2 separate regions of the Homo sapiens genome follow, and region 1 is linked to region 2. The links are chromatin contacts, found by Hi-C in ENCODE. All regions are on one chromosome and are shown on one strand. The core of a region is the stretch at or near the end of the contact, and the rest is flanking DNA. Distances in the headings are between cores, read along the strand shown.

Region 1 (5,323 bases), core at 1,429-3,928, 130 kb after region 2:
CTATTTCACTGCAATTACAGTTTCCAGGAATGACAGCTGCTGAATAATTACAGGAAAATTACTTTAGTTCTCTATAGAATTTACAAGTTCCCGAACCTGACATTTATTGAGATGGTAACTCTCAATGTGTAGAGCCAGGTTAAAGATAAAAATTTTAAAAAATATATTTTTATTTAAAAAAATACACACATATGTAAAATACTTCTTTTGGATTTCTTGGCTGCCTTACAGCATCAGACATAGGAAAAATTCGTCTTCTCTGAATTATCTATGTAACCATTTCTTTTTGTTTTATTCATCTATGATTGTAATTTTTTAAAATATGTAATTTATAGATCCTCCCTAGAAGGAAAGGTTAGAATAGATGATAAATAATTTCAAAGGTCCATTTTAGCTTTAAGAATGTAAGCGTATCTAAGAAAAAGTGCCTTGCGGGGCCAAAATGAGGAGTCTTAGGGCTTGTCTAGAGTCCTTGGATCAGCTAAGGCATGTCCTTCTGGGCAGGAGCTAACTCTCTCCTAAACAGCCACCTTGAGTAAAATGTCAGTTATCTTGTGAAGGATGGAATGAGTGATAAGAATGCCCTGGAGCCCAGGCTATTTGGGATAGGGAGATAGGATTTTCTGAGCAAATATCAAAGAGAACCCTTGGGCAGAACCCTTGGTGTGTGGTCAATCCATGAAGGTGTCACAGAGTTGCAATAGAAATGTGTGTAAGGAGTGGGGAGGCGGGGTCCTAGAAGGAGGATTCCTCTTTGGGGGCCACTTTATATAAGTACATAGATCTCAACAAGGAGACAGTAAAGCCTGGACAAATGGAAAGGAATGTTACCAGGCTCCCTTCCATCACCATGTGGCATGTTTGAGAAATCAGAGCCTTAGAGGCCTACAGTAGAGCTGAGTCTCAATCAAAATGCAATTGAGAAAAGGAGAAACACACCTGTTATTTTAATCTTAATATTGAATATAGAGACTCAGTTAAATAGGCATTAGAGGACTGAAAAGAGAAGGTGGGAACACGGAGGTAACAGAGGTAGCTGCTACTACTGAAGACAACAGCCACTCCCAGGCCTGCGGGGAAAAAAAAAATGGAAGAACTTGGGGTTAACAGAACCTAAAATCTATGAGGCGAACCCTCGAAGGGCTGGGGCCCAGGCCTCTGAGGAAGTAGCTCTCACTCAATCAGCTGGTGCTGGTACCTTTAAGGGTCGAAAAATAATGCAGGTAATAATAATAATAATTTAGGTAGCAGTTTGATGTTTTAGTTCTACAAAAAAAAAGTGAGAAGTGCCTTTTCCTAGACGGAAACAAACATTTTCTTTTGCTATAAAGGGAATGGGAAGTAGGATTAGGACCTCACACCACGGAAGTTCAGAATGGTTTAAGTGTTTGTAAGGAACGGAAAAAACTAAGCATGGTCATGGAGGAATTTTAAGGAAATAGAAACTATTGCTTCACCTCCTTTTTCCTGGAATGTGTCAGTGTGTATTGCCATATAAATATATTAATAAATATGCATGTAATATCTGTGTTAAAGGTTGCATTAGTTCCTACTTATCTACCCCCATTCACTCAAATCCAAAAGACATATGGACATCAACTTCCTGTTTCACTTAGTGAAATCAGGAAACTCTTATTCATTTTTCATAACATTTTATTTATTATTATTATTGTATTATTATTGTTTTGAGACAGAGTCTCACTCTGTCACCCAGGCTGGAGTGCAGTGGCATGATCTCAGCTCACTATATATAGTATATAGTAAAACCCTGTCTCTACTAAGAAAAAGACAGAGTCTTGCTCTGTTGCCCAGGCTAGAGTGCAGTGGCATGATCTCAGCTTACTGCAACCTCTGCCTTAGTGGTTCAAGTGATTCTCGTGCCTCAGCCTCCCAAGTAGCTGGAATTACAGATACCCACCACCATGCTCGCTAATTTTTGTATTTTTAGTAGAAACGGGGTTTCGCCATGTTGGCCAGGCTGGTCTTGAACTCCTGACCTCAAGTGATCCACTCGCCTCGGCCTCTGAAAGTGCTGGGATTACAGAAGAGAACCACCATACCCGGCCTAAAGGTGCTTTTATGACCCCAAATAGGATGAATCATAAAGGAAACATTCGAAGCTTCAAACACGGGATTAAAATTTGGATAAAATGAAAAAAATGAAAGAATATTGTAAAAGGTTCTAAATTATATTCTTGGTTTTGTTTTAGCCAATGGCATCCTCTTTTGAACTATTGGATCTGCTTTTTAATATTTATGTTTTAAGAAGGGTTCCTGTTTGGATGAAGTACAACTGGAAAACCATGTGGTTATAACAAAACTTCTCTGGAGGTCGTGTACTTAATTTCAAGACAAGTTCCTCAGAGAAAATCGCCTTTTGAGCTTTGAGCTTCTAGTCTTAAAGATTCAAATTATGATAATAATATCACAGATGCACATAATAATATGTTGAGAAAATTGCTCCCACTTTATTCTGGACTGTTTCAGAAGTAGTCTCTACCAGTAATCTTTTTATTCATAGTTAGGCTCACAGCTAGTTTCATGTCACATGTCCTCTTCGGACAAACCCAGGAAATAATTCTAAATCCTGTAACTTCTGAGTAGTAAGGTTGGATTGTGTTTCATCATAATGCCTAGCATTTATCATATCCAGAGGATGTATAAACTGGTTCTACAAAAAAGACCTGACACACCTTGTGAATAAGCACTTTCCTCATGTACAGCCTGTTGAACTGATGCTGTTAATGGGAAGGTAGATTTAGAATCCATTGAGCTCAAGCCAAAAAAATACTGCAAAATATTCTCTTACAATTTTCCCTTTGCAGTTTTCCAGCTGGGATCTTTGCCTGTTGTTTATATGGTAAAGCTCCTGAAAGCATTTCCATCTCAAGCTTCTTCCCTTTCAATTTGATCCTAGATTTTCCAAAAAGAAACCTTTCCAAGAGTCACAGATGTAAAATAACCAGTCATCCTCATTTCCTGGGACTTGAGACTTTCAGTGCTTAAACTGGGCAAGTCGCTGGCAAACTAGGATGAGTTTGTTATAGGGGCACATGATGGTGGCTTCCATGCAGGCTTTGAGTAAAAACTTCTTCAGCAGGTCTCCTTATTGCCTGGGTTCAGTCTCTCTGTATAGCAATATCTTTTAACAGTTGTTATATAAAAGCACGTAATTTTCTTTTTATCCAAATATATGTTTTAATTGTTTAACACAGGGATCATCAAACCCTGCCCTTACCTGGTTTTCACAGACAGGGGCCAGGGTCTTGCTCTGTCACCCAGGCTGGAGTGCAATGGCATAATCATAGCTCACTGCAGCCTCAAACCCCTGGGCTCAGGCTTTCCTCCCGCCTCAGCCTCCAGAATTGCTGGGACTACAGGTGTGTGCCAACGCACTGGCAAATTGTTTTTATTTTTTACTTTTGTACAGACAGGGTCTTGCTGTGTTGCCCAGGCTGGTCTCAAACTCCTGGCTTCAAGCAATCGTCCTGTCTCAGCCTTCCAAAGTGTTGGGATTACAGGCATGAGCCACTGTGCCTGGCCCTATTTTTCACATTTTTAAATGATATTTTTTTAAAGATTTTGCAATTTTCTTTTCTGTGGCTTACCTTCAAAGCCTAAAATAATTGCTATCTGCCTCTTTACAGAAAAATTTGCTGATCTCCAGTATAAGATATATTTAGCTATAGAAAACAGCCAAAACACTAGGCCCATTTTCCTGATATGATCAAATTTATGTCTGAATTACAAATTGCCAAAAAAACTTTATAAATTCTTTTTCATTTTGCCATACAGTGCTTTATAAATTTATGAAAAATATACAATGTTAAACAGTTTAATATTTTTCTAAGTTCATAATTATGACTCATTTTTCTAAGTTGAACAGAAACAGTAGAAATCATAACCAAGCCCCCTCATTTTACAGGTGAATAAACTGAGGCTGGGAAGAGTAAAGGAAGAGCTCACCCACAGAGCTCACCCACAGCTGGTGGGGAAAGAGCCAGAACTAAGAACCCCACCTGGATCCCAGCATTCTTGCATTATAGTTCCCCAGGAGGACTTTATCATACAGGATGGCAATTTAAAAAGTGAATCATTGCTAAATTGTTACATACCAAACTTATTCTCCTGGGCTATTCCTGCCTTCCACCTCCCCTCAAGGCCAACACAGGGAAATGTCCCTACTATCTCTATGGGGCAATATTTTCCCATTTTACCTGCCAATTCTGTTGCCTATGATGGTCTGTGCTTTAGATCTGAGTTTTCAGCCAGCCTTCCCACCATGGCAGTATGTTTGAATTGCCTGGCGTGTGTGTGTGTGTGTGTGTGTGTGTGGTTGTTGTTGTTTTGTTTTAATATCAATACCTGGGCCTTATCCTCTTATATTCTCATTCAACCAGTCTGAGCAGGGCCTAAGAAATGAGTATGCCTTTAGGGCCCAATTGATTCTAATAGGAACCACTGTGTTAGACTACATAACACTGTGTTTTACAGGAAGCAAAAATATTTTTACAAATGGTAAAGTGTCTTCATCAGAGAGTGAAGTGAATTTGAAAGTGCTTTAGGCTTGATGAATTCCGATACAATAGGGTAATTTTGATCAAAAACTTTTAAGAACAAAACTGTATATCATGTAGACCATAACTTAAGATAGTTGAAGGTAAACTGAGACAATTAATTTGGTCTCCATTTTATATTCTTCTTTATAAAGTCCATTATAATCACCTGCAATTTTTTTTACTGGCATACAAAATCTACTTTAACCTGTGGAAAAGATAGTTATCAAAATTGTATACTAATGGATATAACAACCAGTGACCAATAATCTTTAGTGCTTTGGATCTGGAGTGGTTTGGTCAACATGTAGTTACTTGGGTAGAATAACTTGCACCTAAGGAAAACCATATGTTTCTCTAGACGTATCTATCTATCTAGGCATATATATATGTATACATACAATTACAAATATTTTGATTTGTAAATATTGAGCTGAAAAAAATTTAAGCCAGGCGAACATGATATTAAACACAAAGCTAATACAACATGTGATTTTAAATGTAAATTTGATTTTATATATAATATATAATGTTATATATAATATATATAATTGAACAACATATAGTGTGTCCCAGTGTGTCATTTTCCAAGAGGTTATAAATATTTCCAAGTGAGGAGGAAGAATTCTTCAATCAAATTTTATGCCATTTGGAGCATATTTAAGACTTAGCTGAGCGTGAAGTAAAAGACATATTGTTGGCTGTAAGAAAGTCAAATTACTGCATGTAGGAAAATTTTTACCCCTCAGTGCTCAATATACAATTTT
Region 2 (5,870 bases), core at 944-3,443:
GTAATCCCAGCACTTTGGGAGGCTGAGGCAGGAGGGCTGCTTGAGGCCAGGAGTTCAAGACCAACCTGGCCAACATAGTGAGACCTCGTCTCTAAACTAAATAAATAAATAAACACCAGGTGGAAATAATGGTGGTGAATAAAGCACACTAGTTGTCATTACCACATTTCTAAGTAGGGACCAATGCAATTGCCCCTACATAGTAATACACATTACATTGCACATGTCTATTAAGTTCTTGTGTCCAGTTTCCCAGGAAATGCAAAAGATACAGGTGAGATGAGAAAGTAATGATCCTATGAAGACTTGTGAGTTTTTAAAAAACACTGAAAGGATTTGTATAAAAAACGAGAGATCCTCAAGTTTTAAAGGTTGATGGCAATATAGAGTGGGAAGAGCAAGTCTGGGCCCAGTCATGGAGACACTAGAGAACTAGGAAGACAGAATGAAGAAAGAGAGCTATTTCTTCAAGTTATTTGTAAGAAAGGAAAAGAGAAGATGTCCAGGTAGTAGGACTAGGATGAGGTAGTGAAGCAAAACTGAGTCTCTGAACTCTTATCTGACTAGGGACTTGATTTTTCCAGAAAGTGGGGTAATACTGAATGTACACTTGGATACCTATTATTCTAAGCTAGGTTTTGGGGGCTGTTATCAGCTAATATTTGTATAGTGTTTTTCACCTCACCAATCATGTCAAGTAGGCATTGCCTATCCATTTTATAAATTTTACATCCATTTTATAAATGAACAGACAATGGACTCAAAGATGGTGGTGACTTTAATGTCACTCTGGCTGAGACTGCTTGTTGCCTACCTAATATTCACTTTTCCTTACATCTTTAGTCAATGAGTCCTGATATTTTTCAGGGTGGCAGCCTAACTAAAAGAGTATATTTCCCAGCTAAGCATGGCATTATAACTGAATTCTGTCCAATATGAAAGCTATTGGGTGTCACTTCCGGAAAGACTCCTTAGAAAGGAATAGGACGTGCCTCTTCTTGCCTTACCCCTTTTACCTTCCTGTTCCCTGGAATGTAGATGTGATGGCTGCAGCCAGAGTAGCCATATTGTGACACTGAGGATGCAAACCATGTATGTATGAGAATGGTGAAGCAGATAGAAGGACTCTGACTGCCCAGTGACTTTGTTAAGGTACTACATCGGCCTGGACTGACCACCTCTGGCCCTTTTTTTTTTTTTTTTTGGAGACTGAGTCTCACTCTGTCACCCAGGAGGCTACAGTGCAGTGGCATGATCTTGGCTCACTGCAACCTCTGCCTCCAAGGTTCAAGCAATTCTCCTGCCTCAGCCTCCCGAGTAGCTGGGATTACAGGTGTGTGCCACCATGCCAGGATAATTTTTTTTTGTATTTTTAGTAGAGGCGGGGTTTCACCATGTTGGCCAGGCTGGTCTCGAACTCTTGACCTCAAGTGATCCGCCTGCCTCAGCCTTCCAAAGTCCTGGGATTACAGGTGTGAGCCACCATGCCTGGCCTCACCTCTGGACTTTTTAATAATCCCTGGAGGCTATCAGAGTTTATTAAAACACCCAGAGGTTAGGATTAGACCAAATGCAGTTGGTCTAATCATAACCAACATGGTCACATAGCTAGGACTTGTAGAGCTTGGACTGTAAGACATCTAACTTTTGCTATTTCCATTCTGGACATGCACCCAGGCAGGTCATTTAAAGACAATATTTAAGTGGAAGAATAATCAAGATGTAAAACCACTCAAATAGTTTCATAAATACTTTTTGGGGAGCATAGAAGTTACTGGTCTTATAGAAGCCCTGTTGTAGAAAACTGTTTATTGTTCAGTTCTCGCTTTAGAAGTTTAAAACACATTTAGGTTTTCTCTTCTCTCGTTTATTTCAATGACTTTCCCTCCTTATCTGACTGTTAGTCTTGTTGGAATCTGGTCATGTGGTTGCTTTGTCTGGATTGTGAGAAATATAAGAATGCGCAAAGCCAGTGTAGTCTTCTCACCCAGCCGACTAACACATGACTCATGCATTCCAGTAAAGGTGGAGCAGGCCTGGCCACCAAAACCTGACCCCTGAGTCATTTCAATCAACTGCGAATGCCCAGGCAGCTGCATGCATTTGCTGAAACATTCTTTGGAAGGCATATGCTAATCCTTTCTTCCTAGATATAAATATTAACTCATCCATGCCTGTAGCACTTGTGGTCTCTGAACCCTACTTTTGGAATGCAGTTGGGGATATCAAGTTTGCAGGCTTGAGACACTGCCAGGTGACAGTTTGCTTCATTTTTCCATGGCCTTATTTAATCCTTTATTACTTTTTTTTTTGGTAGCACATGGCATTCATTTATGCACCCCTGGATGAGCAAAGTTCTTTGGCAGTTAACCTGAGTGACAAGGCACAAATCAATGGTCACTTCTTCCTTTCACAATAGGAAATTCTTGACTTAACCCTACTAGTTTCTTTCCAGCAGGGATGCAAGAGGTTACTGAGAACAGTGTCGATAACCTTGCATGATGTGCTATTTCTTTTTTCTTTTGATTAGGCTGTTTGCCCCCTTCATCATACCCTTACAAAATCATCCTCATATTTGTGTCATTAACCCTTTAACTGATTTCAACACACTTCCAGGAAGATTCAGTGGGTGTTTCAATCTACCATTTTGCAAGAGTGTCTCTTCTTACCTATCCATAAGCATAACTAATCTTTCTTTCATATCAATCTGTACTAATAGTACATTTGTAGCTCGTGGAATCTAATAAGGATTATGTAAATTTCTGCCTATTGATTTTTTTAGGTCCTCCAAACTAGATAAAAGGAAAGACTTTTATTTTCTGATGTCCCATTTAATAATTCAGTCTTCTTTTTCTGCAACTTAAACTCCATATCTATTATAATCTCTGCTTCATATAATAGCTGTTCTCATAGATACTTCAAGATTTTTTTCAGAAGGTCAAACAAGAGCTTCCTGCAAGATATAAAGGTGAGAGAACATTTAAACAGGCATCTCCAGTCATTGATAAGTTACTTGCTTCTTTGAAAATTCCAATTATCTTTGTGTACATGTTTTAAATTGCAGACGTTGTATTGGATAGAGATATCAGATTCACTGGGAAAGAGAGTGAGGGGCTAAATTTATTTTAGCTGAGATTTCTGCCACAGGCTCTTCAAGTTGAGCACCTTCTCTCAGTGGGTAGAGAGGCTAATTTAGCTTCAAAAATGATGATTTTCACAACACAAATGCAATGTACCATGAATTTCACTAGTTTAGAAAGCTAGATATTATATACTTGTGTTTTAAGAGTTCCAAGAAAAGGAGCCATTAACCATCTTACTTTTATCAATCAAAATAATTAAATTGAAAATAAAATGAAATTTTCTGAGTAAATCAGTTGTAATAATTGCTCTGTGATTTATGAAATATGAGTGGGCTGTTGAGAAATACACTCTCTAGTTGATGGACCATATATTATGCTAGCTGTTCCTTAAGGCTGCTCTTCTGAAAGCAAATCTATTTGCTGAAAGAAGTGGACTGAAATGGGAAACAAATTGTGCACTAGAAGGCACTAGAATTATGAATGTCAGCCTGGAATGGAAAACATATATTTCAGAAACATGCTTATTGGGAGAATAGACAAAGCATGAGGTCATAGGAAGGAAGGGCAGAGATGGGGAATAAATGATTAATAAAAAGCTTCTGAATGCTCTGTGGAACAACTCCAAATCCTTTCATAGATCAGTTTTACATTGCCTTAACTTTCCAGTGGGGGCATGGGGAGGCCCATGGGCATTTTAGAAAATTATAAAGTTTGCATTCATTTTTTCACGATTAGTATTTTCCCTTATTCTTCATTGCCTCTTCCTGAACATTCTCTATGGTATTATTAGAACTCTTATTAAAAACAAAAAACCTCTTTCCAGCTCATGCCATTTCATCCCTGTCCCACCTTCTGTCTCTCCTACTGACCTCCTGGTAACTCCCCAACATTGATGGAAGACTTTTGCACCTTACTCACAGTCTTCCTTCCCACCTCAAAACATGTTGTTATCCTGGGTAGCTTCAGCATAGTAATTAGCTATATTATTTTGGGGACTACCACTGAGGCAGGAGAATAGGGCCTGAAGGCAGAGAACCTAAGGACTTCCTAGAACTAAATCAAATGGAAACACTTCAGCTGTGACAGGAAATAGCCTCTTCATTTACATAGGGCATACAATGAGTAAATGACTGATATGGTTTGGCTGGGTCCCCACCCAAATCTCAACTTGAGTTGTATCTTCCAGAATTCCCATGTGTTGTGAGAGGGACCCAGGGAAAGGTAATTGAATCATGGGGGCTCGTCTTTTCCATGCTATTCTTGGGATAGTGAATAAGTTTCAGGAGATTCATGGGTTTATCAGGGGTTTCTGCTTTTGCTTCTTCCCCATTTTTCTCTTGCCGCCGCTATGTAAGAAGTGCCTTTTGCCTCCCGTCATGATTCTGAGGCCTTCCCAGCCATGTGGAACTGTAAGTCCATTTAAACCTCTTTTTCTTCCCAGTTTTGGGTATGCCTTTATCAGCAGTGTGAAAATGAACTAATACAATGACTTCGTAACTTTACTTTATCCTCTTCATTTACATATGATGTACACCGAGTAAATAACTTTGTAACTTCACTTTAGTTTCTTCATTTACATAGGGCGTATACTAAACAACCAATGGAAACCTCTAGAGGGTATTTAAACCCCAGAAAATTCTGTAACTGGGCTCTTGAGCTGCTTGCTCAAGCTGCTCCCACCCTGTGGAGTGTGCTCTGCTTTTCAAGAAATCTCTGCTTTTGTTGCTTCATTCTTTCCTTGCTTTGTGTGTTTTGTCCAATTCTTTGTTCAAAACGCCAAGAACCTGGACACCCTCCACCAGTAACAGTCTGATATTTACCCTCCTTCTAACTTCCTTCTGAAAAACTACCTCTTCCCTGACTCGTTTCCTTACTGTAACTTGCAGCATTTATCACTGTTGTAGTCTCACATCTATTTCATGTTACTTGATTTTCTGGCTTCCCTGTTAGAGTGTCAAGTAAGCTTTATAGAGGAGGACACCATATTTGTTTTTTCACCATTTTTTCCCCAACCCTGATTACAGTGCCTGGCACATGGTGAGTGCTCAATAAATACTGATTGAATGAGTGCATCCTTCATCACAAAGCATGATGCTTATATAGAGAAGTCTTGACAATCCAGACTGATTGGGGAAAAAGCCTGTCTAATGATATAGAAAGATTAGAGTTTTAATTTTAAAATAAGCAATTTATGATTATAAACATTCAAGTACCTTCAGTGTATGACAGGTCAAGTCTTGGGCAAAATGGTGAAGCAGACATAAATCTCCCTTTTTTGTTTTCTTCACACTTTTCCTCCTCTTCAAGGACTTGGAGTCTTGTCATTTTTCTAGTCTATCAAAACCTGCAGGGTGTGACAAGAGTTGCTGAAACCTCAGTATGCACTTCACTCAGGGTCTTCCATCTTGCTTGGCCATTTCCATTTATGTCTTTCTTGTTCAGAAAGGGAAAATTTTAAGACCTGTGGAGAAGTTCATGTGGAGAAGAACTGAGGCCTCAGGCCACCAGACATGTGTAAGTCATTTTGGAAGAGCAACGGTAGCTATCTACTCTGGGTTTGTGTATTAGTCTTGTGTTTCTGATGCTTTCACGTTTTTGAGCCTTGCCGACCCTGGAGGGACAGCCCCTCACAGGGCTAGTCAATTCCTAGAGATAGTGAAGGGCTCACCTGCAAGTGTGTCTTTCTAGATACAAACCAACCAATCCAAAGCCCATACCCTCAACCACTTCTTTTATTGAACTCTTACACTCCACGTGGTCCTGACTGGCATGGCGTCTCCATCTTCT

Evidence for each region. Hi-C counts contacts between places; a loop is a spot of excess contacts on that map. Pooled maps may share reads with other maps.
Region 1: a loop to region 2 is called in a pooled map, with 2.5 times the contacts of the local background. The contact joins two enhancer-like sites. A Hi-C loop is called at or near these places in 4 of 168 maps with a recorded cell type or tissue (Caco-2, Calu3, PC-9 and 1 more), 1 of 37 single-sample maps with no recorded cell type and 5 of 50 pooled maps.

What each region holds. Positions count from the first base shown.
Region 1 is chrX:13,267,871-13,273,193 of GRCh38, reverse strand. The region is part of intron 1 of LINC02154 (long intergenic non-protein coding RNA 2154); the gene reads left to right. Among named protein-coding and RNA genes, the nearest start is that of LINC02154, 33 kb to the left of the region's middle. Within about 2 kb of position 2,678, at least 2 of the 41 ENCODE cell types and tissues checked have a DNase peak (open chromatin) inside an H3K27ac peak, as active enhancers do; they include PC-9, where a contact is called at or near this core.
Region 2 is chrX:13,394,819-13,400,688 of GRCh38, reverse strand. The region is part of intron 1 of LOC124905248 (a long non-coding RNA gene); the gene reads left to right. Among named protein-coding and RNA genes, the nearest start is that of LINC01203, 63 kb to the right of the region's middle. Within about 2 kb of position 2,193, at least 7 of the 41 ENCODE cell types and tissues checked have a DNase peak (open chromatin) inside an H3K27ac peak, as active enhancers do; they include PC-9, where a contact is called at or near this core.